Regions from separate parts of the Homo sapiens genome. Here region 2 is linked to region 1. A link is a contact called in ENCODE Hi-C or POLR2A ChIA-PET data. All regions are on one chromosome and are shown on one strand. Each heading gives the region's core, a stretch centred on a gene start or an enhancer-like site at or near the end of the contact. The rest is flanking DNA. Distances are from core to core; before and after follow the strand shown.

Region 1 (3,168 bases), core at 453-2,952:
ACTCAGTTACCAGTTCCTGGACATTAACAGAAGATGGCAGACAATTCATCAACTGGCTGACAGGCAGCTGCTCAAGACAAGAGGTCTGTTTGTACACTTTCCTCTCTCATATGTTAGCTAAACTGAAAGAACAACTAAGCAAGCAAGGTTGCCTAGCCAAGCAAGATCCTCACCAGATCCAAACACTTCTTTGAGTTTTGGGAAGGCTTATGGGTTAAATTAAGCCATTAACATTTGGTCCATCTTGTGTCTGTATTTTGTATTTCTTCAAGATGCTTTAAATAAGGTTGTAGATTTTTAGAAAATATGGTTCCTTTTTCAGAAAAACTCGGGATCCTTCCAAAATGCTCTCAAAGCCTGACCAACTGGTGGGTAGCCTTTGTAAACCTGGAGAATAATGGATTGTTGGAGAAGCCTGTTTTATTAAGTCTCTTTCCCTTTGGAAGCAAACCTCAGAAGCCCCATCCAACTAATGGTGGGATATTTAATTATTCCAGATTCTTCCAGAATGTCACTGGGGACTCAGATTATGTCATTTGGGTTCTGTGATGCGACTTTTAACGGGGTTGTCTCCCAAGAACAGGAGTAAATACTCAGAATAAAAAGCTCGAGAATCCGTGCCCAGTAGGTGGCGCTGCTCTTCCTTCTGTTGGGATTCGATTCAGACCCGCTGGGAACAAAATCATCTGTTAGAAAGAGTATGCAGGAGGTTGGAGTAGGCAAACGTATCGGAGGCAGAAAGGCAAACAATTTTGTCAGCTCTCCTGACATACAGAAGATAATCAAAGCAGGCAAAGCAAACCACCCCAAAATTCACAGACTATTTGGCTTATATCTTTAAAGTATAAAAACATCCTGTACTGAATTTAATTTAATCAACAATGATAGAATGTTTAGAACGATGTAATCAACTGCTTGCTATTTTCCTGAAGTCTCCAAAGAGAGTGACTTCCAAGAGTACAGATGTTCCTTGACTTATGCGGCTACGTCTTGTAAACCCATCGTGAGCCGAAATTATCATAAGTAGAGAATGCATTTAATACTCCTAACCTACTGAACACCATAGCTTAGCCTAGCCTACCACAAACGTGCTGAGAACACTTCCATTAGCCTACAGTTGGGTGAAATCATGTAACACCTAAGCCTATTTTATCATGAAGTGTTGAATATCTCGTGTAATTTATTGAACACAGTACACTGTAGAGCACAGTATCAGTTGTCTGTCCTCATGACTTTGTTGCTGACTGGAGCTGCTGCTCACTACCCCTGCCTGGCATCATGAGAGAGCATTGTACTATATTATCACCAGCCCTGGAAAAGATCAAAGTTCAAATTCTGAAGTATAGTTTCTACTGAACACATATTTTTTCTGCACCATCGTAAATCTTAGGTCAAACCATGGTCAGTTGTGGACCTTCTGTATATGTCTTTGACCTCATTGCCCCAGGGGCACCCAAATCCCAGGAATGGCCTTCCAAGGGTACCTTAAATAAAAGTTAAAGGGATGAACAAGGGTGGTTGCCCAGACCAGAGGAGCGCTCTGAAAGCAGTAACATTTAATGCTCGAATGCCTCTACAAGAGTCGTCATGAGGTTGCACAAAAACATGTGGACATTTGCACTGAGAACGCTCTCTTTCCCAAGGCAACTCCGATCTTTGAGGAAATCCAATGGACCCTGCACCTTTCTAGTTCTGCCATTTGAGGCCTTGTGAAACAAGCCTGACTCGGCTTCTCGGTGACCAGTCCTTCAAATATTTGCCCACAGCTCTTATGTTTCCCTCTAAGTCTTTTCTCCTCCAAAATAAACACCATGGTTGTTTCAACATTTCCGTAGTGTACTAGCACAGTTCTATTAATACTTCAGTTGCAAGTTACAGAAACAGGCTCTGGTGAGCTTTACCTGAGATGTCTCATAGAATCAAAAGAGGAATTAAACATCTCCAACCTGAGAAGGAAGTTGCTGGGATTCAGAGCAGGAGTCAGCGTCCTCCTACTGCAGTCCTGCCATTCACGTAACTCATTGGTGACTTTCATGTCAATTTCAACTTCCTATTGAGATTCTGAAGACCTACCTGGGATTAGCCAACCCTGGGCAGGGGCCTGCGTCACATAACATAGACATGGCTACCAAGTCTCAATACAGAAAAGTGAGATCACATAGGTTATTTCTTGTTATTCTGATCTCTCCTCTGAGCAGGGGCTATTTATTAGTGTTTCCTTTACTGTGTGGGGCCAAGTACTGAGGGTGACTCTGACCACGCAGAGCAGAGCAGGACCATCATCCTCCTGTTCTGGACTCTATACTTTTATTATTACGGCCAAAGATAGTGAGCATTTTTTTTTTTTTTTTTTGATTCACATGACTCCTCTTGCCTGTTGTTATGTCACATCTCTTTCATCTTGTACTTCACTCGTTTGGTCTGGTGACTCTAAATGCCAGACCATATCCCTAAGAATTGTCATTGGAAACATCTGAGATGCTGTTCCAGCCTGCCAAAAGCTTTTGGATCTTCATTTTATCACCCATCATAGGATAAATGTATGCCAATACTACTTTTGTCTATTTATTTAGCAAAGTTTCATTGTATTTTGTTTTGTAAGAAACTGAGTTTAGCAGGAGAGATAATAGAGTCACTGAGCTACGCAGAGAAATCATAGAAAATGTGTAAGCGATCTAGTCATTCTACTTCTAGGAATTTATCATCAGAAATTGTCGGGGACATAAGCAGGTTTGAATGCTTACATTTTTGCCTCATTATTATTTATAACAAAAAAAATGAAGCCCATTTACTGCCAAACAGTAAGGGAATGTTTACATAAATTTTGATATATTAATTTAATAAAATATATTGCCACCAATAAAAATGTTGTTGACACATACATCCTCAAGACATCAGAAAATATTATAAAATACATATGCAATTTATTTAAGTTTAGAAGAAACTAAAACAAAAATCAATAATGTTTTGATTTTTGTCTTTTTATTTTTTTATTTGCCCCACCTTGGAGAAACTAATGCCTTTTTATTTTTAATAAAACATAAACTGAAGCAAATATACCAAAATGTTATCTGTGGGTTATCTCTGGATGATGGAGCTTTGGTGATGTTGTTGTCATCTTTATACCTTTCTCTATTTTTTTAACTTTATAATAAATATGTATTTCTT
Region 2 (3,092 bases), core at 348-2,847, 190 kb after region 1:
ACTATTCAAGGATTAACTGCTATTCATCATTAGGCATTGAGGTCTACTGGTCCAGCTGAGCCCCAGCACCCCTTCTCACCCCATACCCCAGGGAAACTTCCCCACCGTCTGTCCTTCTCACATTGTTTCTGCCTATCCTGAAGGTTTTGTTTTTCCTATTCCTCCTTAGCCTGTACTCAAGGGAAACAAGCTTCCTTGTTTCCCTCCTTTGTACTCCCTCAGTTCTGTGGAGTCAAGTCCCAGGAGAGCAGAGAAGATAGGGTCCAATGCTATTTCCAGACCCCAAGCACCATTTCCTCTTAGACCCAGCTGTTACAGTGGCTTTTTATTTCTTGAGGGTTTAAAAATCATTTAATGCTATTCACTTATAGTTAATTGTGATTGTTTTCATTGTTGGCCTGGTTTCTATAGGAGACCCAAAGAGCAGTACTTACTTTCAGAATGGAAATAGCCCAGAAGACTCACACTTGAATTGCCAGCAAGGTCTCCTTCAGTGACTGCACTGATGTTAGAGGAGGGTAATGAATGGAGGACTTATGAGGTGAGGCTGTGTGAGGGCAATGGGGCAGGACAGATCCACAAGCAGTGAATAGCCAAACAAGTGAATGATAAACATGCCCTCCTTAACCTGCAGATTCAAAGGGGACATTGTAGGTCATCCTATTATATATTTCACTTCTGTAGCTTCGTGAAGTAAATTTAGCTGCTGACTTCAGGAATGGGCTGAGCAGACCGAAATGCAACCTGCAATTGTGCTGTTGAAGATCTAGGCACCTCTTTTACTGTGGCATCTGAGTTGGGTCTCTGTCACTTGCAACCTAAGAGTACTGACAAATACTTTGGTGCCCGAGGGCAAGTGTCAGAGACCCAACTTGAAATAGCTTAGGCTAGAAGGGGCGTGCCTTGCCTTATGTGACCCCACATCCTGTGCCAAAAGAGTGTGGCTATAGCAGGGCCTCAGGGATCCCTGGAATCAGCACCCCTCAACCCCATTCCCACCCCTGCCTCTGTCCCCTCTCTCAAACCAGCTAGAACTGGGTCTTGGGCAGCTACCAGGCTCCTGGTTTCCCAATTCTCACCCAGAGAGGAAGGTCTACCTCCCCTCCCCCAACTCTAAAAACCCCAGAGTCTCTGAATAGCCCTGATGAGGAGACATTTCCACCTCTAGGGGAGTAGCTATTACCAGAATGACCTGGTTGGAGTGGGTGGGGAGGGTAGGAGGGAAGGCTGTGCCCTGTTGATCAGACCACTTATGGATCCACTACTGGAGTACCAGGCCACAGCGTTCTGCTCAAGGAAATGGGAGGCCTACCTTCATGTGAGCCAGCACCCCCTCTCTGTTGGACTGCAGACAAAAAAAAAATCCTTTTTTTGAATACACAGTGTTTGAGTAATGTCCAAATATGATAGTTGGGACAGCAGAAATAATTTCTGGACTTTCCTTCCACTCCCTTCTAGGGCATCAGAGTTCACAGAATCTATGTCATTAACATATTTATATATTCCTTATTCTGAAAAGTATTAAGACACTGGATGCCTGGGTAAGGAAAGAGATTCACAAGCCAAGTGACACCACTGCGATCATTGTAAATGACGTCTCCAACATTCCAGAATGTGAGAGTCCAAGTTTCCTTATTTCAAAACTGAGTCAAAGAACCAATGAATATGTAGTAAGCCAACTTCTGGCAATTCATTCTTTCTAGGTTAACAACAGGGATTAAATATAGCCATGAATAGAACCTGTTCTCTTACTCACTCTAAAGATATTTTTCATAACCAATTCCTTTGTATATGGGTCTCCCTTTTGCTTTTTGAATCGGATCTTTTGTTTTTTTTTTTTTTTTGAGGCAGAATCTCCTTCCGTTGCCCAGGCTGGAGTACAGTGGTGCGATCTCACCTGACTGCGACCTCCGCCTCCCAGATTCAAGCGATTCTCCTGCTTCAGCCTCCCGAGTAGTAGCTAGGATTACAGGCATCCGCTACCATGCCTGGCTAATTTTTGTATTTTTTAGTGGAGACGGGGTTTCGCCATGTTGACCAGGCTGGTCTTGAACTCCTGACTTCAGGTGATCCGCCCATCTCGGGCTTCCAAAGTGCTGGGATTACAGGCATGAGCCACCATGCTCAGACTTCATTGGATTTTTTTTTTTTTTTTTTGAGACTGAGTCTCGCTTTGTCACCAGGCCTGAGTCCAGTGGTGTGATCTCAGCTCACTGCAACCTCCACCTCCTGGGTTCAAGTGATTCTCCTGCCTCAGCTTCCCAAGTAGCTGGGACTACAGGCATGTACCACCACACCCAGCTAATTTTTGTATTTTTAGTAGAGATGGGGTTTCACCATGTTGGCCAGGATGGTCTCCATCTCTTGACCTTGTGATCCACCCACCCCTGCCTCCCAAAGTGCTGGGATTATAGGCGTGAGCCTCCCGTGCCCAGGCCACTGGATCTTTTTAAGAACAACTTCACTGAGTTAGAACTTACTTTCTGTAAAATTCACTAATTTTAGTATACAATTCAACAACTTTTAGTAAATTAACAGAATTTTACTGTCATCACCACCATCTAGTTTTAGAACATTTCCCTCACCCCAGAAAGATCCTTTATGGCATTTGCAATTACTTCCTGTTAGCGTTCCCAGCCCTGGACAACCACCAATCTACTTTTTGTCTTTATAAATTTACCTTTTCTGGATGTGTCTTAGAAATAGAATCCTGGCCAGGCGTGGTGGCTCATGCCTGTAATCCCAGCACTTTGGGAGGCACAGGCCGGAGGAACGTTTGAGGCCAGCAGTGCAAGACCAGCCTGGGCAACACAGAGACTCTGTTTCTACAAGAAATACAAAAATTAGTTGGGTGTGGTGATGCACACCTGTAGTCCCAGCTACTCAGGAGGCTGAGGTGGGAGGATCACTTGAGCCCAGGAGTTTGAGGCTGCAGAGAGCTATGATGGTGCCACTACACTCCAGCCTGGGCAACAGAGAAAGACTCTGTCTCTTAAAAAAAAGAAAAAAAAAAAGGAATGGAATCATATAATGTGTGGTCTTTTCTGTCTGACTTTCACTTAACAAAATGTGTTTGAGCTTCATCCATGCTT

What was found. A loop is a pair of places that touch in the nucleus more often than their neighbours do. ChIA-PET counts read pairs that join two places held with the same protein, here RNA polymerase II (POLR2A). Pooled maps may share reads with other maps.
Region 2: a loop to region 1 is called in a pooled map, with 5 times the contacts of the local background. The contact joins two enhancer-like sites. A Hi-C loop is called at or near these places in 3 of 168 maps with a recorded cell type or tissue (Caco-2, ascending aorta and endothelial cell of umbilical vein) and 8 of 50 pooled maps. POLR2A ChIA-PET finds 5 or more read pairs at or near these places in 1 of 52 experiments (PC-9).

What each region holds. Positions count from the first base shown.
Region 1 is chr5:34,485,734-34,488,901 of GRCh38, forward strand. No RefSeq gene overlaps it. Among named protein-coding and RNA genes, the nearest start is that of RAI14-DT, 170 kb to the right of the region's middle. RefSeq lists an enhancer at 553-712. Within about 2 kb of position 1,703, at least 14 of the 41 ENCODE cell types and tissues checked have a DNase peak (open chromatin) inside an H3K27ac peak, as active enhancers do; they include PC-9 and ascending aorta, where a contact is called at or near this core.
Region 2 is chr5:34,672,759-34,675,850 of GRCh38, forward strand. The region is part of intron 1 of RAI14 (retinoic acid induced 14); the gene reads left to right. Among named protein-coding and RNA genes, the nearest start is that of RAI14, 18 kb to the left of the region's middle. Within about 2 kb of position 1,598, at least 6 of the 41 ENCODE cell types and tissues checked have a DNase peak (open chromatin) inside an H3K27ac peak, as active enhancers do; they include PC-9 and ascending aorta, where a contact is called at or near this core.